Linked DNA regions of Homo sapiens: region 1 is linked to region 2. The links are chromatin loops, found by intact Hi-C in ENCODE. Cell type or tissue: IMR-90. All regions are shown on one strand. Each heading gives the region's core, and the rest is flanking DNA. Links, peaks and the distances in the headings are about the cores only.

Region 1 (10,691 bases), core at 995-8,994, 680 kb after region 2:
AGAAATTAAATTTAAATATACTTTGACAAATCCTTTTTCTGTTTATTTCAGCTAGATAGGAATTTTGGAACCATTGTTGGGTCCATTGGAAAGGAAAATGTGTCCATTATGCCAGCTGAATGTTGGAGTTGATATTAACAATAATTTACTGTTTAAAGCAGAGAAAACAGAAATATAGGTGAATCACTAAGTCATTTGTGAAAAAATATGAACTAATCCATTGTTTTATTTATTTATTTATTTATTGAGACAGTCTCACTCTGTCACCCAGGCTAGAGTGCAGTAGCTAATCTCAGCTCACTGCAACCTCTGCCTCCCGGGTTCAAGTGATTCTCCTGCCTTAGCCTCCTGAGTAACTGGGATTACAGGCCCAGCTAGTTTTTGTATTTTGAGTAGACATGGGGTTTCGTCATGTTGGCCAGGCTGGTCTCGAACTCCTTTGGCCTCCCAAAGTGCTGGGATTACAGGCGCAAGCCACCATGCTGGGCCAATTGTGTTATATTTAAACATATATCCTAAAGTCTTAAACAAATAACTCAGAACATTAGTCTGAATTCTTCAGTTGCAAGCAAAGAAACCCATTCTAGTTAACTCGCAAAAAAAGAATTTGGGAAGCCTGTCGGGACTCACACACCTGAGGGGAAACTAGACCATCAGGTTGGATCTGAATCCACCAGGCAGCCTCGACAGCAGGAGCGCAGGCCCTGCACCTTGGCTGTAAGGCAATGAGAGAGAGCTCCAACCATGTGCCCACTCTCCAGCCCTCTGCACCATGATCCTGGCAGAATGTTTCCAACAACCTGAGTGGAAGTCACAAGTCTGTCAGGTGGTAATTTGGGAGCTAATGAGAGAAAGCCCTTATTTGGGGTGCTGGGCTTTAATTAGTGTTTTTGGAAATAAAGAGGTAGATCTGCTAGAATGAGTAGCCCAAATGAGGTCCCGGTCCCAGTCAAGACTCCTCCAAGTCTTTTTTTCTTTTCTTTTTTTTAGAAGGAGTCTCACTCTGCAGCCCAGGCTGGAGTGCTGTGGTTTGATCTCTGCATACTGCAGCCTCTGCCTCCTAGGCTCAGGTGATTCTCCTGCCTCAGCCTCTTGAGTAGCTGGGACTACAGGCACCCGCTACCATGCCTGGCTAATTTTCGTATTTTTAGTAGAGACAGGGTTTTGCCATGTTGGCCAGGCTGGTCTCGAACTCATTACTTCAAGTGATCTGCCCACCTTGGCCTCCCGAAGTGCTGGGATTACAGGTGTGAGCCACTGCGCCCGGCCATCCAACTCCTATTGTATCTGGATATGTTGACCAGCGAAGGCTGCCCAGAAGCAGTGAATATAATATTTCTTGTCTGGGCTGCCTTCACTGCTTCTGGGCCACCTCTTCAGGTGAACATAGCCACATAAATATAGATGGGAGGTTTCAAAAAATACCTAATCTGATTATACGAGGTTCCTAAAATAAACCTCTTCATGGCTTCTAGCTGTGTTCTGGGTAAAAATCCAAGACTCTTATTTGGTTCTTCACAATCTCTGCAGTCAGAATGTTTACGGCTCAAATCCTGGCCCCACCATTAGCATTTCACTTCCTGTGTCTCAGTTTCACTTTTTAAAAAATGAGCATAATGGTTGCTGTGTGATTAAAAGAGTGAATACAAATAATACAGAACAGTGCCTGGCCCAGAGTCAGGGTTTTGTAGGTATTATTTTTCATCTTGTTAACGTTTTTACCTTTACAATTATCTAATGAAAAAAGCATCCAGTTTAGTCTTGGTAATAGGATTGCAGGCACCTGAAGTCCCACTGTGATTGACTGCATGTATTATGGGTGAGGTAATTTCCAAAAAAGAGACTAGGTTACTGTTAAGAAGAAAAAGTAAATGCCAGATGGTGTATTATTAGTCAGGCCCCTCCAGGGAAAACAAAAAACCAGAACCAATAGGAATGTGCATCTATAAAGAAATTTATTTTAAAGAATTTGTTCCCATGACTTCTACACTGCTGGTGGGAATGTAAACTAGTACCACTATGGAAAACAGCATGGAGATTCCTTAAAGAACTAAAAGTAGAACTACCATTGGATCCAGCAATCCCACTACTGGGTATCTACCCAGAGGAAAATAAGTCATTATATGAAAAAGTATACTTGCACATGCATGTTTATAGCAGCACAATTTGCAACTGCAAAATAATGGAACCAACCCAAATGCCCATCAATCAATGCGTGGATAAAGAAACTGTGGTATGTATACACGGTGGAATACTACTCAGCCATAAAAAGGAATTAATTAATGGCATTTGCAGCAACCTAGTTGAGACTGGAGATTATGATTCCAAGTGAAGTAACTCGGGAATGGAAAACCAAACATCATATGTTCTCACTCATAAGTGGGAGCTAAGCTATGAGGATGCAAAGGCATAAGAATGACACAGTGGGCTTTGGGAACTCAGGAGGAAATGGTGGGAAGGGGGTGAGAGATAAAAGACTACAAATTGGGTGCAGTGTATACTGCTCAGGTGATGGGTACACCAAAATCTCATAAATCACCACTAAAGAACTTATGTAACCAAACACCACCTGTTCCCCAATAACCTTTGGAAATAAAAAATTAAAGAAATAATTTAAAAAAAAGAATTTGTTCACATGATTACAGAGGCTGACAAGTCCTAAGATCTGCAGGGTGAGTCAGCCAGCTGGAGACCAGAAAAACCAATAGTATAGTTCCAGTCTGAGTCTGAACACTTGAGAATCAGAAAAGCTGATGATAAAATTCCAGCTCAAAGACTCAAGACTCCAGGAAGAATGGATGTTTTCAGTTTCATTCCCAAGCCACAAGAAGAAAGTTGATGTCCCAGTTCAATAGCCGTCAGGCAGGAAGAATTCCCTCTCACTCAGGGGATGACCAGCAATTCTGTTCTACTCAGACCTTCAACTGACTGGATGAGGTCCTCTCGCATCAGGGAGAGCAATCTGCTTCACTGAGTCTGCCAATTTAAATGTTAATCTCATCCAAAACATCCTCACAGACACATCCAGAATGACGTTTTACCTGGGCATCTCCTGGCCCAGTCAGTTGACACATAAAATGAACCAATTCAGATGGCAAACAAATAGTAACAATGTTCTACATGCAGTAATTTGATTAATTTGGTAGAATATTGCAATTTATTTAAATTGCTCAAATTCATAGGGCGTCAGCATTGAAGTGCCATCGTTTAAGCAAATGGGAAACTGAAGATACCATCCTCTTAATAAGGCTAGTCTCCGTGTTACTGGTGGAGGGGGTCCATATTTAAATGATTTTCTGAACTAGGTACTGAAGTCGCTAAGCATAGGCAATTATGTAAGTAATACTTTGAGACCCGATTCTTGAACCAGATTAAGAATTCCAAATTTACATCCCTACTGCCCAGCTTCAGAGTCCCCGTGCAATTAAAGGAAAAGAGACCTTTTATTCCAAGAGCCTTGATGTCTAAGACACAAAGTTAGGTGACTTTTTTTTTTTTTTTTTGAGATGGAGTCTGACTGTTGCCCAGGCAGGAGTGCAGTGGCGCGATCTAGGCCCATTGCAACCTCCACCTCCTGGGTTCAAGCGATCCTACTGCCTCAGCCTCCCGAGTAGCTGGGATTACAGGCACCCGCCCCCATGCCTGGTTAATTTTTGTATTTTTTCTTTTTTTTTTTTAGTAGAGACAGGTTTTCACCATGTTGGCCAGGCTGGTCTCAAACTCCTGACCTCAAGTGATCTGCCTGCCTTGGCCTCCCAAAGTTTGCTGGGATTACAGCAAAGTTAGGTGACTTTTTAAAAAATCTTAGTAAGTGTTTTCTTTTAGATGTAGCCTCGGATCGTCACTCTTATTGGACCACTCTCTAAGCCTGGTTTCTCTTGTCATCACTTGATTTCCTCAGGACTTAACAGTTGTCTTTATTCCTCAATATAATCTGAATCCACAGAGAAGTGTGTACCCACAGTTCCATCACATGGGTGCAAAGACCGCACAATCTATCCTTCAAATGTTCTCTCTGAATATTTAAGGTGACGGGTATCTCAACTACTCTGACTTGATCATTACACATTATGTGGATGTATTAAAATATCACATGTAGCCCCAAAATATATACATATATTATGTATCAATAAAAAATACAATTTAAAAATGTATCTTTGAACAAAACAAATTATATTGGTATGAATCACAGACTCCCAGACAAAGTTGATCCACATGTTAGCACATTCTAAACCAGTGGTAATGTGACCCTGGTGAACCATTGCCAAAGTCACTGAAAGCTTCTTACAAAGAAGAGAGAAAGCAAGAAAGGTGGTTCACACCTGTAGTCCCAGCACTATGGGAGGTAGAGGTAGGGGGAATGCTTGAGCCCAGCCTGAGCAACATAGTGAGACCCCATCTCTACAAAAAAATACAACAATTAACCAGGCATGGTGGCATGTGCCTATAGTGCCAGCTACTTGGGAGGCTGAGGTGGGAGGATCACCTAAGCTCAAGGAGGTCGAGGCTGCAGTGAGCTGTGATTGCATCGCTGCACTCTAGCCTGGGCAGCAGAGTGAGACCCTGTCTCAAAAAAGAAAAAAAAGAAAAAAGAAAAAAAAAGTGGTTTTCAAGTCCTAAGGGTGAGGATGTAACACATTCCTAACTATTTAACAAGTCTGACATCTAGTGGTCAACCGGTGTATCTAAGGTAGCTAGAGGAGACAGATCGACCCTTATTCAAGTTAATTGTGATGGAAGTATTGTGTAGATATTGGAAGTGTACTTCTGACTGTCGGAGTCAGTGAGACTGGGTTAAAAAGGGAAGAATGGAAATTATTATGCAAGCCACTCCGATGTTTGTTACACCTAAGATAAAGTAATTGAAGTAGACCAAGAGCCGGGAGTTCCGAGTAATCACTTCACAAAGGAAAGGGAGACAGAGAAAAAAGAATGAGGCAGGGCGTAGTGGCTCACGCCTGTAATCCCAGCACTTTGGGAGGCTGAGGTGGGCGGATCACTAGGTCAAGAGATCGAAAAAAAAAAAAAAATTAGCTGGGCATGGTGGCGTGCACTTGTAGTCCCAGCTACTCGGGAGGCTGAGGTAGGAGAATCACTTGAACCCGGGAGGCAGACGTTTCAGTGATCCAAGATCGTGCCACACTGCACTCCAGCCTGGCAACAGAGCGAGACTCCATCTCAAAAAAAAAATAAAATAAAAAATATAAATAAATAAAAAGAATGAGCCTGAGGCAGTGCATATTTGCATGTTTCTTAATAATAATCACAATAATAGCTATTTGACATGATACTATATGATGAGTCTTACACTAAATGTTTCATACATTGCTGTCTTTCCAGAAACTGAAAAGTATTATAATTCCCACGTCATCAATGATGAAACTGAGGAGCAAGGTGACTTGCTGAGTTGCCCAAATTCTTACAAACAAGACTTAGTAGAGCTAAATCACTATCTTAGATCCATTTGTTTGTTTGTTTTAATGTGAGTCAGGGTCTTACTCTGTTACCCAGGCTGGAGGGCAGTGGTACAATCAAAGCTCACTGCAGTCTCGACTTCCTGGGCTCAAGTGATATTTCCACCTCAGTCTTCCATGTAGCTGGGGCCACAGGGGCACACCACCGTGCCTAGCTAATATTTTGTAGAGACAGGGTTTCGCCATGTTGCCCAGGCTGGCCTTGAACTCCTGGGCTCAAGCAATCCCCCTGCCTTGGCCTCCCAAAGTGCTAGGATTACAGGTGTAAGCCACAGTGCCCGGCCGATCCTAGATCTTTTACATTCCAACTAGGCCACCACGCCATATTGTCTCTGTTATTCAACAGGCAGAGGAAGAGAGCAAAAGCAATTTATCCTCTCTGAATTGACAAATTATTATGGCATCATATTCATCCATACATTGAAGACAAGTTTTTAAAAGCATCATACAGAGTTCTTGAGTGTTTCTGCTATTCAATTGGTGTGTGTGTGTGAATCATATTGGATTCTCTTTGATCCTGTTTCATGTTTGCTTTCGTTTTTCCTTTAGAATGTTGTAATTTCCATCTGGAGACTATATTAGACCAGAAAGGGCAATCAAAGAGATTTTTACTCCCTCCATATCCCCATTTTCTGGACAGAGAACAAATTCCCAATAGACGTGGATAGCTTGAAGCACCGCCAAACTTTCACTCTTGCAGAAGCCTTTCAACCAAGGACAGTGTTTTAGGTGTCTTTCCAACCTAAACCCCGCCTTCAGAAATTCAGTGACCTGCTCAAAGATTTTTAAATTTAGAGATTAGAGGGCCCAGGCAATAACCGTTCCTGGACTTTACATTGCTTTGTAGGCTAAGTTTTGTGTCACTCTAAATATCTTAGGACATTATTCAGTTTGTACCTCATAATTTCTGGAAGAACTCCTCTGAATCCTCCAGATGACAAGGCACTTACCCAGAGCTCCCAGATCCCCTGTCTGTGTCAGACACCCCTACTATAATCGAGCTAGAATAAGGGTTCTAGGGGCAACGTGATCCAAAAACACACCAAGCAAGTGACCTAGAAAATGTTCCAGCTGGGCACAGTGGCTCACGCCCGTAATCCCAACACTTTGGTAGGCCGAGGCAGGTGGATCATGAGGTCAGGAGTTCGAGACCAGCCTGACCAGCATGGTGAAACCCTGTCTCTACTAAAAACACAAAAATTAGCCAGGCGTGGTGACATGCACCTGTAATTTCCAGCTACTCGGGAGGCTGAGGCAGGAGAATCACTTGAACCTGGGAGGCAGAGGTTGCAGTCAGCCGAGACCGCGTAACCACACTCCAGCCTGGGCGACAGAATGAGACTTTGTCTCAAAAAAAAAAAAAAAAAAAAAAAAGAAAGAAAATATTCCTATGCATGAAAACAAGGAAGAAAGTGGATGGTGATGTACATGAATGAGGTGCTGGGGGGCAGGTGGGTACACAGAAATTCATAAAGCTGGCATGCTCTCACTGCTTACAACAGTCATTGGCCATTAAACAATGGACCGCTTGTCCTTAAAAGAACTGTCGAGCAGGAAATGGGCAGGCCCGGGATCAGATTTCCTCTCTTGTCTAAAGCCTGGATGTTGCTTCACTCAAGAGCTGGATTCTTGGTTCCAGGGGGCCACCTGACTCTCAGGGTGGTACATTGTAGACAAAGCTGAAATCTATGTGCTAAAAGAGCTGGGTAACCGGATATGCTAAGTTTGGAAGCCCAGGCATGTGGTCAACAAGCAGTGTCGGCCAAGTTTAATACCAATAGGAAGCGGCTTCTTTTTTTTTTTTTTTGAGACGGAGTCTCGCCGTGTCGCCCAGGCTCGAGTGCAGTGGCGCGATCTCAGCTCACCGCAAGCTCCGCCTCCCGGGGTCACGCCATCCTCCTGCCTCAGCCTCCCGAGTAGCTGGGACTACAGGCGCCCGCCACCGCGCCCGGCTAACTTTTTGTATTTTTAGTAGAGACGGGGTTTCACCGTGTTAGCCAGGATGGTCTCGAACTCCTGACCTCGATCCGCCCGTCTCAGCCTCCCAAAGTGCTGAGATTACAGGCGTGAGCCGCCGTGCCCGGCCGGAAGGGGCTTCTTAATCCACCACATGCTGAGAATTGATTGCTGGCCCAGTAGTGTCAGAACACACCCAGGGCTTTCAGCTGCAGTCGGGCCTCTGCACCCAAGTCTTGATGGCATCGTAATTAGGTCACCTGCGGCCTAACCTGGGGGACGATGACTCCGCCAGCCTGCCAGGGATGGTTTCAACAGCAGGACTGCATGGCAACAACAGCCACAGCAGTGAAAGCACTGACATTGCTCCAATAAGATGGGCAACGCCCAGGGCTGACCCTTTAAAAATACCCATGTAAGTAGATGCAGGTTTCATTTTATGCCTAAAGTGGGTGAACGGGATTATAGTTAGAATCCTGCAAGGTGTCTGTTAAAAAATCAATTACTTTGATATATCACCTCTCTGAACTTTTTTTTTTTTTGACACAGAGTTTCGCTTTTGTTGTCCAGGCTGGAGTTAAATGGTGTGATCTGAGCTCACCGCAACCTCTGCCTCCTGGATTCAAGCTATTCTCCTGCCTCAGCCTCCTGAGTAGCTGGGATTACAGGCATGTGCCACCGTGCCCGGCTAATTTTGTATTTTTAGTAGAGATGCGGTTTCTCCATGTTGATCAGGCTGGTCTGGAACACCTGACCTCGTGATCTGCCCGCTTCGGCCTCCCAAAGTGCTGCGATTACAGGCGTGAGCCACTGTGCCCGGCCACCTCTCTGAACTTTCTGTGTCCATATGCTCTCTCAGAAGAGCTATAGTTGAGAAGGTTTTCAACTCCAATCACCATTTATCTTCCAACTTGGGTGGGGAATAGGAATTAAAACCTCAGGGGCCGAAGTTTTTCACTCTAATAACTTTTCAGGAGAGGGGAATAGAAGTATAAAATATATTTCTTCAGATGTATTTGTCTTCCTTGGAGATTTTTTAAAAATGATTTTCATTCTTTTAAAGTACCAGGGATATTCCTTTATTCTTGGGGCATGCATGTCTGACCCTGGCCCTGACTAAATGCTGGTAAAAGATACTTTGAAGAAAGCAAGATAAATTGAAAAAGTCCCTTGTGGTGTAATCCCTTTTTCCCCTTTACAATGACAGTACAGTATAAATGAGATGGTCTGGATCTTTGTAGATGGTTTGTCTTATTTATTTTCCCACTTCTCCCCAGTTTTCTCTGCTTTCTGCAAAGGACCATAACACATTTTTTTTTTTTTACCTTGTGTCTCCTTCTTCATGCTTCATTTTATACATTCTAAGTTTTTTTAATTCCTATTTTTGCTAGCTAATATTTAAGATTTGCAGAATCAAGGCAGCTTGAGTCTTATCCTGTTTTATATCCTTTGATAAGGAAAGTAAATGTATCGTGCCACTGCACTCCAGCCTGGCGACAGCAGAGTGAGACTCCGTCTCAAAAAAAAAAAAAAATTAGTGAATAAGCTTGAACTGAGCACTTCTTCTCTTCTCTTTGTTTCATTCTTAGGTGATCTACTTCATCAAGTTTCCTGGCTTTTTTCTTTTCTTTTCTTTTCTCTTTTCTTTTCTGCTTTTTCTTTTGAGACAGTGTCTTGCTCTGTTGCCCAGGCTGGAGTGCAGTGGCGGCATCGCGGCCCACAGCAGCCTCAACCATATGGGCTCAAGCAATCCTCCCACCTCAGCCTCCTGAGTAGCTGCGACCACAGGTACGTGCCACCACACCTGGCTAATCTTTTTTTAATTTTTTCTTTAAAGACAGGAACTTGTTATTTTGTCCAGTCTGGTCTCAAACTCCTGGGCTTAAGCAATCCTCCTGCCTTGGCCTCCTAAAGTGCTGGGATTACAGACATGAGCCACTACGCCCAGCCAAGTTTCCTGGTGTTCATTTGAAGTGTATATTTGAGCTACACATGGTGGTGTATTCCTGTAGTCCTAGCTACTCAGGAGGCTGAGGTGGGAGGATTGCTTGTGCCCAGGAGTTCCAAGTATAGCCTGGACAGCATAGTGAGGCCCCATCTTTAAAAAAAAAAAAATTTATATCCAATAACAGTCAAATATATGAATTCCTGGTTAAACTCCCCAGACAGACTCCCAGCCCTAAATCCCAATCTCAGCCATCTATGTGGATGTCTAACATAGCCAAAATCCATACTCTTGATTCCCATAGGGCAACACCTGCACCATGTTGACCTTGCAGTTATCAGAATCCATCATTTAGGCGAAGGCTTAAACCACAGCTAAATCTGAGTTTTGGCAGATGCCTTGTGATTTCCCCAGAACACACGAGGATGGAAGGTCTACAAGTTACAGCTATGAGACCATCCCTCACTTGCCTCCTTGTCTTCCCTTGGATGCTATCGGGAGATAAATTCTCATCGGCTCTCTAGTTCTGATGAAATGTGGGGCGTCCTGACAACCACCCTCAGTAGAGAGCCGCAGAGGCTACTGTACTATAGTCAAGAATTGGCTCCTCAGCAACAAGGAGGCAGCATTCCTGCTGCCGTCACTGAGCCCTTTTTGTTTCAGATCATTATTTTGGTGTGTGAGACAAGAATCAGAGGGAACTGGTCTCTTTCACTTACTCCTCTGTTCACTACCTGTGTATGTAACAAGCTGTGCAAAAGTGTGTCACCGTATCTTTACCAGGAAGATCAGCCAAATCAAGGCCTTGACCTTGGCCAGCCTTGGGCTTATGACCTTGACAACTCTCCCCACAGCCTGCCTCCTTCTTCTGCAGTCTTCTCCATCTCAGTACATTGCAACACCAGCATTCAGAGCCCAGAAGTTTGGAGCCATCTTTGCTTCCTCCTTTTCGCACCCGATCCATACTTTCCAATATATCCTAAATCCTATTGACTCAAATTCCAAAACAAACCCAGAACTGGACCACTTCTCACCATCTCCAGTCCAATTCCCCACTGCAGGCATCTGTTTCTCTCCCAGGGAAGATTGCATGAGCTTCCTATGTGATCTCCCAGCTTACTCCTCCTTCCGCTTCGGTCTGTTCTCCACACACCTTCCAAGGTGATTCTTTTAAAAAGTGTCAGAGCATGCTATCTTTGCCCTGTTCACATCCGTCCATCTTCACATTCTATCAAAAATCTCTATGGGATTCGGCTCTGTCCTCTCTGATCTCAGCAACCACTGTTCTGTACCTTGTAATTTCCTGATGGGTTCTT
Region 2 (10,691 bases), core at 940-8,939:
GAGGAATAGAAAATAAGCAATAAACACAATAATAAAAAAGAAAATTGTATAGTATATTGAAAGGTGATAAATGGACTGGAGAGAAGAAATAGGGCAGAGAAGGGTGTGGGTTAGGAGGTGATTCTATTTCTAAACAGAGTGGTGATTGAGAAGATGTCATTTGAACAAAGACTTGGTGGAAGACTTCCCAAGGACATTGGTGTGACTGGAGGAGAGTGAGCCATGTGTGCTAGGGGGAGGGACGGGGAGTAATACAGAGACACCAGCCTGTGAAGGCCATTGAAAGGGCTTTTTCTTTTACTTTACTAAAATAGGGAGCCATGAAGTGTGCTTGAGCAAAAGAGTGATGGATGTAATTTAAAAGGATTGCTGCACTGAGAACAAACTGAGATTGTCTGAACATCTAATTTATGGTTGCACATTCACTGTATCTCATTAGGTTAAGATTAGAGAGAATTTAACAAGATCAAGATAATGGCAAAAGTTCATTATGCTGAGATGGGCCACGGAGAAGAGCTGGCTGTAAGTTAAGCCTGGAATTAATGTAGTGATGGATGTAGGATCCAAGGAAAAGAACAGTAATTAGGAAAGAAAAGTATGGCCTCTGATTGGGGAATCTCAATTTATAAGCTCAGCCTGTCTTTTCAGTTTGATTTCCCGGATGCACATCTCTCTTTTCTCCAACTTGTGGAAAGATTTCAGCTTAAGAAATGAAATTTTCTCTAAAGATTTCATTTTTAGTTACACATTTAAATTCCAATATAAGTGACCAAAAAGAATACCACTTTGGGCCCAATTCATATTTTCTAAGCAGATGCCATTAGTTACATGAAAGTCTTTCAATATCTGCTGATTGATTCTCTTGTAGTCACTGTTTTCCTTCTCTTTTCACTTAACTAGTTTCACTTAAAGAATCCGACATAAGATGAATAGAATCGCTTTCCAAATAAATCTGAGAATTTTCTCTCTTGTCCTCTTTCGATCATACCGGTTCCCTTTCCTCCAACTTAGAATTCAGAGAGTGAAATAAGAGATGTTTCTCTCTTGAATAGCCAGACGTGTTGCTTTGATGCTAGTTTCCCTCTTATTTAAATGATGAATCTTGTTTATATTTATTAAATATAAATTAAAATATATTTAATGAGCACCCATTACATTTAAATCACCACGCTGAAGATTGAAGTATGAACATGAGCCAGGGATTGTGACACGCGTTATAGTCCCAGCTACTTGTGAGGCTGAGGGAAGAGGATTGCTTCAGCTCAGGAGTTCAAGGCCAGCCTGAGCAACAGAGAAAAAAGCCATCAAAAAAAAAAAAAGAAAAGAAAAAGAAAAGAAATATGAACATTGGCAGGCATACCCTCTGAGTTCAAAGAGCTCAAAAGCCAGTAGTAATCTCACGCCAGTGGGAACTTTGTCACTGGACTCTAGTTAAAGGGATTTTCTTTTTTTTTTTTTTTTTTTTTTTTAAATTTATTTTTTTATTGATAATTCTTGGGTGTTTCTCACAGAGGGGGATTTGGCAGGGTCATGGGACAATAGTGGAGGGAAGGTCAGCAGATAAACAAGTGAACAAAGGTCTCTGGTTTTCCTAGGCAGAGGACCCTGCGGCCTTCCGCAGTGTTTGTGTCCCTGATTACTTGAGATTAGGGATTGGTGATGACTCTTAACGAGCATGCTGCCTTCAAGCATCTGTTTAACAAAGCACATCTTGCACCGCCCTTAATCCATTTAACCCTGAGTGGACACAGCACATGTTTCAGAGAGCACAGGGTTGGGGGTAAGGTCACAGATCAACAGGATCCCAAGGCAGAAGAATTTTTCTTAGTGCAGAACAAAATGAAAAGTCTCCCATGTCTACTTCTTTCTACACAGACACGGCAACCATCCGATTTCTCAATCTTTTCCCCACCTTTCCCGCCTTTCTATTCCACAAAGCCGCCATTGTCATCCTGGCCCGTTCTCAATGAGCTGTTGGGCACACCTCCCAGACGGGGTGGTGGCCGGGCAGAGGCGCTCCTCACTTCCCAGTAGTTAAAGGGATTTTCTAATTATTCAACCTATAGCACGGTCCTGCAGAATTAACTGAATATGAAAGGAGCATTAACCACCTCTCCTTATTGCACTGGTATTAAGGAATAGGTGAAATAAGACTTTTGAAATATTTCCATGTCTAGATACATTATTGCTTGGAGTCACCTTTCACTCTTGGTGACTTTTCGTGACTTTTTTTTAACAAGATCATCCTGATCTTGTAAAATCCTACTAGAGTTTCAACTTGCAGGACTATCTTATATATTTGAATGATTTACGAATAAACCCAGTACATACAAATCCATATTTAAGTAATAATTCAATAACTAATCATTCATTTTTCCAAAAGATTCATAAATGAATACTCTGAGACAAGATCTTCTTAAGCATTAAAAAATACGATTCAACCCTTTAAATATTCATAGTGGACACACTCCTCTCTAGGGATACAGGTATTAGAGAGAGGTATAGTTATACCTGGGATATAGTATTAACTCCTATTAGCTCTGCAAGGTGAAAAGATAACAGCATTAAAATTGAAGATTCTATGAATATAAAATCTGTATCACAGAGACTGAAGGCAGTGCATTGTATCATATAGAGGAAGACAAGGAGAAATTCATTGTCCTTCCTCAAGGGCACACTGCGAAGAAAAAGGAGCTGTACTTTTCCACTTCCTCCAACAAAAGGGACAGCTTTTAGATGATACTGTATTTTCTTAAGGTCTCTCCTATTTTCTGTGATTGTGTTCATTTTTGTGTGTGAAATAGTTAAACATACTTGTGGTAAATGTTACTTATACATAATTTTATCTATTTGCATCTATTTTCTCTCTGTCTTTTTCTATAGATATCTCTTTGTGTATATATACAGCATAAAAACTCTGTTCAAGATATGTATTTTACCCAAAAATCTATCCATTTCTAATTCTAGCCCGCTCTGCAATCTAGTGTTGTAACGCATAAATCACTTCAAAAGTGAAAGAGGATTATGGGTCTCTTCCACTTTTCCATATATCATATTTTAGGCCACTTCAACAAATGAAATGGCAAAGTCACTGTTGCTGTCCTAGAGACTGCAGGAAATAAACACACCATGTACGGGCATGCACACACACACACACATGCACACACACACACACACACACACACACCCCTCTGCCTTCTTCAAGTTTATCATCAATTGATGAGACAAAAACTAAATACGTGATCTAATCACTTGACAAGGCCAGATTCAGATAAAGCTGCTCTGTCTGCAAAAAAAAACAGAAGACACAGGGCACAGCAGGTGAGAGCAGGTGCCTGGATGTCTTGGTATTTCCAAGTAGCAACACCCTCAAACCAATTTTATCACTAGTGTCCAGAAGCAGACACTTCCCTTTCTTCTTTTTCATGCTTTTACTTCATTTGGAAGGAAAGAACCCTGCCTAGCTCCTCCTCTGAAAGATCCACCGGCAAGTCCAGGTGTCTGCGGAGCTAGTGCCCCTCAGGTGTCTGTGTCTTCAACACACTTGGCTCTAGGGCCCTTGCAAACAACATGACTCAGCCCTGAATAAAGGTATGCCTCCCTGCAGACTTCCAGCCCCACTTGGACCCCTCAGGGTGTGAGAGGTCACGAAATGCTCACAATGCATCAACTTCATTTATCCCATGAATGCCATACATCATCTTTTAATTGAAGGGAATTGTAGGGGAAAAACATTAACAAAATATTTAAACTGAGAGAGTGCCTCATTTTCAAAGAGAGCAGGTGTCACAATTTTAGAGGACCTGGTCTCTCAGCCTCCACCAACGGCACTGCTGAATGGGTCCCCAAGGTGATGCAAGTGAAAAAACCCATTTGACTTACCTGTAAGAATCCCATCAACCACCTCAGTCAGTCATCTCTTTCCCATCCCCAGGAGCTACTTAGGTCCTGAAGCTATGATCTTACTGTGGTGATTTAGTGGCCTGAAGGAGCATTTGACAGTGATGACACAGCCTTGGCTCTGAGATGAAGCATATGGCTCGGGAGAGCCTGACTCATTATTTTCTGATAATGTTTACATGTTAAACTGTCAACTCAGATCTAAAATATCACATGTTCTGTGGTGGCATCTGCATGTGGCTGTGACTCAGTACTGGAGCTGTGGCTCCGTACCAAGACAACCAGAAGGACACATCTGGTTACCACATTGGAACAACTATGCCACAGCTGTGCCATGGCTACAGGCACCTGGACTTGCACTGTAGTTCTCCTTTTGGTCCTCTGTGGTGCAGTTTTACCTCAATAATAGATTAAATGATTAAAGTGATTAAATAATAAAAAGAACCAACTTCTGTGTCACTCGGATCTAGGTTCAAATCTCAGCTCCACAACTTAGCAAATGTGAGAACCTGAGCAAAGTACCTAGGCTCTGAGCCTCAATTTACTCATCAGTAAAATGGGGATGATAATATACCCATATCTTATCATATACCCATGTATATCATAGTTGTGTCCCATATCAATATTGTGAGGAATAAATTAGATCATGTACCCAAGCTATTCTTCATGGACAATATCATGATTGGAGTGTAAGAAATGATGGAATTATCAGTGGCAAATCTGCATTCAAACACCTTTCTGTGAGCTGCGTTATAGGGCACTGTATTCCGGCAGATTTACTTAGTAGCTGCAGCTGAATGCATTATACCTGAAGTGGACTTTCTACCTGAAAGAGGATGCAGCAAATAAGATTCAAAAATGTGGAATTGGCTGAGTGGAAGAGGTGGGGCTTTGGATAGTGAGGTCTCAGGTATTTCAGGCTGCAAATCTGGTGACCCTTCTTATGTGGTGGCCGAACATTTGGTCAGATTGTCACCCGCTGTTCTTTGGGATACAGACCATGTGCCGTGGCAGCTTTGCTATTAGGATAAATAGTGGAAAAAAATTCAGAACCCTGGCATATGGCTATAGATTTTTTTTTTTTTTTCTGAAGGAGTGGTCTGTACTTCGATCCAAGTTAGCCAGTCTGCAAGAGGAAATGAGAGATCAATGCTTTACCTGTGGCCTGCATTCTAAATTCACTGACAATCCTATATTTTGGGTACTGCTGAGTTTTAAAAAAGAAATTTATTCCTACTAAACTGAGCAGGCAAGGACAGTGACAGGAAGCCTGGAGCCTTCATAGATTGGTAACTTAAGACTTTTCCATCCAGGCTCTTTGGATTTCTTTAGACAAATGCACAGTGGTATTACACTTGCTATCTCTCCATCATTATTTTGAATGACCTCAAGGCATTGGCCATTAAGCTATGGAACAGAGGACCGGGAACAACCCAGAGATCAGTAGGTGTATTAGTTTGTTCTCACGCTGCTAATAAAGACATACCCAGGACTGGGTAATTTATAAATAAAGGAGATTTAATGGATTCACACAGTTCTACATGGCTGGGGAGGCCTCACAATCATGGCAGAAGGCAAAGGAGAAGCAAAGTCACATCTTAAATGGTGGCAGGAAAGAGAGCGTGTGCAGGGGAACTCCCACTTATAAAACCACCAGATCTCGTGAGACTTATTCACTATCACGAGAACAACAAGGGAAATCCTGCCCTCATGATTCAGTTACCTCCCACCGGGTCCCTCCCACAACGTGTGGGGATTATGGGAGCTACAGTATAAGATGACATTTGGATGGGGACACAGCCAAACCATATCAGAAGGTAAAGGAAAGGAATCTTCTAGCTAAATACCATATCTAAGTGAAATCTTTGTCTGTGGTTATTCACATATGGAATTAATTGAGAAATTATTCCAACACTGGAAATTCTGTAAACTTTTGAGGACATTGTATTGCCGGAGGCTAATAAGAGCCTGTCATTGTTAAACCTCTAAGGTTATTCCTTTCCTCAAATTAAGACCAATAGGAAGTGGGCCAAAAATATCTGTGGCTTCAAAGGAAGTGATCTTCTATAATACCCATTTCATATGTGGCCATGGATGAAAAGAGACAAGGAATAATCTCCCCAGAAGCAGGACGGGAGGATGCCAGAATGGGTAACCGAGGACAGCACCTCTGACAGAACACAGGAGTCCTGAGTTTTCCTGCCTGGCGGTGTTTGGTGTTGACTTTGGCACTGTCTCTCCTATGTGACTTCCATTGTTCTCCTTTCTGAATAGGGGTTAGTATTGCTCCTGATTAAATATTAAATAATGGTTGAAAAGGAGCAGGGTAAGTGCATTATTAGTAGGTGCAGCCAGGTAGCCAGGTAGCATTTGCTTCATTTACCTGTCCTTCATCCTTTCTCTCTTCTTTTCCTTCTTTTTTTTTCTGTTCTGGAATTAAAATTTGCTTGGGTGCAGAGTAGTCATCCTGGAGATCATTAAAACAGAAACCACAAGCTAAGGATGATGGAGGAGAAGCAAGCTAGAAAGAATCTGGTTCCAGATGACTTCCTTGAGCAGTTTCATCAGCTCTGGACTGACTCGCAACTTCTAGATTCCTTGCCATCTAAAACATGTTTAGTTCCCTGAAGTTGAATTTTTGTGTAAATACTTGTTCGTGACCAAATTCTAACAAACCGTGGCTTGGTTGCCAAGTAAAATCAGAGGTCGTGGAAAAGAGAAGAAGGTCAAATATTCTTATTTTGGGAAGCAGTAACTGAATTGGTGGAGATGGCAGTGTGGTAGTCCAGGAGGCAAATGTGAGGTTTAGAAGGTAGAGGGTATGGTGCCTAGACAAGTTGAGGAGGCAGAAGAATGTGACCGTGTCTGGGGTCAAAATGGCAATTCAGAGGCAGGAACAATGGTCAAAAGGATAGATAAGGCAAAGGAGGGGGCAGCAATGCTCTCTTAGCTAAAAGACCCTCAGGGCAGACTAGGACCTGTCTCCAGCAAGACACACTCTACTTTAGCTCAGCTTCATTCTAGCAAACATCCCTTAGTGCAGGTTGGCAACCGTAGATGGAAGAAGCAGAAGTACAACTCCCTCACCTTCCTGGTATCCTGTGTAGAAGCATGTCTGAGTTGATGTGCAGCTGATCATATCACGGGCCTCGTGTTCTGTCTTTTTACTGAACAAGCACGAGAACAGTCATTCATAGTGATGAACCATCTGGGTTTAGGCTTGGGTGCCTGCTGTTGAGAGGAGCCGTCTGGGTATGCATTTGTTTCTCACTTCTGGTAAATTAGAGAAAAGTTAGGCTTAGGGATTCAGGGAAGCCACTATCCAGGCCTCCAAAATCACCCACAGTTAAACCTGTTTGGCTCTTCTCAGCCTGGGAAGCCATTTATTTGTCTTTCATACATTTTTTGATTTGCTAGTTGCATTTCTGTTGATCAGATGCACTATTAGGAATAGAGTCTCTTTGCCTAATGAAGCTATAATGAAATTCTAGTCAAGAAAAGCAACAGCATCTTAGTTACCTACATAAATATCTGAATCATTTTGTTGGTCTCTCTAATGTTTCCTGATTTCTGTTCTTGCATTTTAAGAAGCTGCAGAGAAAGAAGCCCTCTCAGACATAGCAGTCATCCCAGCCTCAAGTGGACCTAAATTTGGAATGCCTGAAATTGAAAGCTCCGATAATGGATTTGCTCAAATCAAGGAGAATAAAGTCCTTCCTCCTGGCACGAATAAAAATGGTCGCAACTTTAATTTAAGTGGCATGCACTGGATTTTGTAATTTTCCACCCCTCTTTAATCTACTGGAAAGAAAACACAAAATGATGTAAGAAAATGGGAAAATCTGCCCATTGATATTACATCACCCTTTTGCTTCTGTATTAGCCACAGTTCTCTAGAGAAACAGAACCGATAGGATATAGACATATAGGGAGACATATATATATATATAGAGAGAGATAATGTAGACATATAGATGTCATATATGTCATAAATATATAAATACATATGAATATTTTTAAATTTGATGAACATATTAATTAAAATATTTTAAATTTTAGATACATATATATATATAGAGAGAGAGAGAGAGAGAGAGATTGAGATTTATTGTAGAAAATTGGCTCACACAATTAAGCTGGAGGGCGAAGAGAGCCAATGACATAGTTCCGTCTGAAATCCAAGTCTCAAAACCCAGGAAGAGCCAATGTTTTAATTCAAGTCCAAAAAACAGGAGGAAATCAATGTCCCAGCTTGAAGGCAGTTAGTCAGAAGGAGTTCCCCCATACTCAACTTTCTCGTTCTATTCAAACCTTCAACTAACTGGATGAGGCCCATTCACGTAAGGGAGGGCTGTCTGCTTTACTCGGTCCACTGTAAACGTTCACTGCATGCAGAAACAGCCTCACAGACACACCCAGAATAAAGTTCAACTAAATATCTGGCCACCTCATGGCCCAGTCAAGTTGATACATAAAATTAACCATCACACCTTAAGTGAGATTAAAAGGTAGATGTTTATAGCCTAGATCTAGCTCAGAGGTCAGTGTTTTCAAAAATTTTTTTAAATTACTTGTTGTCAAACCAGTGGATCAGAGACTACCAGGAACACATCTGTAGTGAAAAAAAAAAATAGTTTTACTTATATTGTTTCAGAAAGAGTGGTCTCACTTTGGGGAAACCCCAGGAGCATTTCAGGAGGGAGTTGTTAAAGGGGTCTTTTAGCGTTGGGGCTTATGTTAGATGATTTGAGGAGGGATTAGGACACGGAGACTAGTATTAGATTTCAGACCGCTAAGAAGGTAGGAGGTGAATCAGACCACCTCCTTCCCATAGCAAGTCTGGGATCATATATGTACTGATTCTTAATTTTTCTACTCACTTTATCTATTATTTCTTGTTAATCAGCCCAAACTTCTATCTTTACAAAACGTTTTTGGCCGGGCGCGGTGGCTCACGCCTGTAATTCCAGCACTTTGGGAGGCCGAGGCGGGTGGATTACGAGATCAGGAGATGGAGACCATCCTGGCTAACACGGTGAAACCCCGTCTCTACTAAAAATACAAAAAATTAGCCGGGCGAGGTGGCGGGTGCCTGTAGTCCCAGCTACTCAAGAGGCTGAGGCAGGAGAATGGCGTGAACCCGGGAGGCGGAGCTTGCAGTGAGCCGAGATCGCGCCACTACACTCCAGCCTGGGCGACAGAGCGAGACTCAGTCAAAAAAAAAAAAAAAAAAAAAAAGTTTTTAGGACAAACCCTTCTATACTTTCCAAGATACATTGTATCTTCCTTTACTTATACTAAGAAGGTAGGTCAATGCAGAGATAGGGTATCTGAATGAGTTTTATCTAAGAGGCGAGAGTATTAAAGTGGGTTTAGAGGTATTGTTATAGAAGCAGTATCCACTCACACTGGTGATGTTAGTCAGAAGAGGGGGATATTGAGTCATGTTTGTGTCACAGGGTGGCCTTATCTGTCTTTCTCTAAACGTAACTATGGAGTGAACTTATCTTTGTGTTGTTTTGAGCATTATTTGTGATCTTTTGGGAACATTGTTATCTGGTTGTCAGCAGAGCCACTTTTCACTTTCTCATTACCAACATTTAAAAATCGAGAGAATTTTGCCTAAAATATGGACTTGTCTTCTCTTGAAAACATTTAAAATATTGGGCTATGTTGGGCTTTTATTTCCAGATGATTCTAATAGGCTATCTCATCTCCAGTTTGTCCTAGATCTTACCCACTTATTATTATTTGATACCAGACGTACTCTGTTCTTTTATGATATCTTCCTGGCATTTGTAGACATACGCATTTTCAATCTCTGGTGTAGCTGATGAGTTAATCATAGATTTGGAATGGCCTGGGCCTTTCCAATTATTAAAAATGTTCACTTTTCATAATTTCTTCACAGTTATTGAAATGAAAGCATTTACCATCATTTAACTAAATCATTATACATTAAATTTTGGTCTATCTTACTTGGGGAAAGTAAAATGAAACCTCAAAACATCATATATCATATTTCAATTGACCGATCAGTCTATAAGTGGCTCAGCTGATTTACGTTAAATTTAAACGATAGTAAACTAAAATACTCCTTGTCTCTTTCTAGCTAAACCTCATAGAATGTCTATAACTTGTCTATCAGTGGGACTCTTTAGTATGAGTGACAGAATAATCTCACTCAAACTAGCTTAAACCAAAATAATTTATTCACTTTCATAACTGGAAAGCTAAGGGTAAGATTCATCTGTACAATTTGATTCAGGCACATAAATAGAGCCATCTCTGAATGTGATCTTTTCTATCTCTTATCTGGTCTCTATTATGTTGGTTTTAGTCTCAAGCTTTGCATGGAAGTGGCATGGCTCCCAAAATCTACATTCTTACATGCTTAACAGCCGTGGAAAGAAAGACTTCTCTTTTACGAAGTGAGTGAAGGAATGTTCTTGGTCTGAATATTATTGGTCCAATTTGGCTAAGATGTTCATCCTTGAAGTAATCATCTTGCAAATAATAGAATATAACAATTGTCTCAGCTCTGTTTCTTACACCTGGTCCTGGAACTGCAGGTGGTCAGCCCCACCCACTGATACAGCAGTGGATCTCAAAACAAAAGCTAGAGTACTAGTAATGGAAAAAGGTGAATGGCAGGAGAGAACTTCAAACAATAAATATTCGGAAGTCTCATGCAATAAATATCTATTGAAACTTGATAAGGTCACCACCTTTTAAGGATCTGATCTTCATTTTGATAGGTTCAGAAACAGTATTTGCAGAGATGATCACGC

Evidence for each region. Peaks named below come from ENCODE experiments on the same cell type or tissue, not always from the same donor. Only the 100,000 strongest peaks of a DNase experiment are listed, where the experiment ranks them.
Region 1: a loop joins it to region 2, with 6 times the contacts of the local background. A loop is called at or near these places in 7 of 110 quality-filtered maps.

What each region holds. Positions count from the first base shown.
Region 1 is chr1:240,726,476-240,737,166 of GRCh38, reverse strand. No RefSeq gene overlaps it. Among named protein-coding and RNA genes, the nearest start is that of GREM2, 120 kb to the right of the region's middle. In IMR-90, for the core only: a CTCF peak has its summit at 4,666 (motif pointing left); a DNase peak (open chromatin) is centred at 4,656.
Region 2 is chr1:241,407,028-241,417,718 of GRCh38, reverse strand. No RefSeq gene overlaps it. Among named protein-coding and RNA genes, the nearest start is that of RGS7, 55 kb to the right of the region's middle. In IMR-90, for the core only: no CTCF peak of the experiment used is centred there; a DNase peak (open chromatin) is centred at 4,118.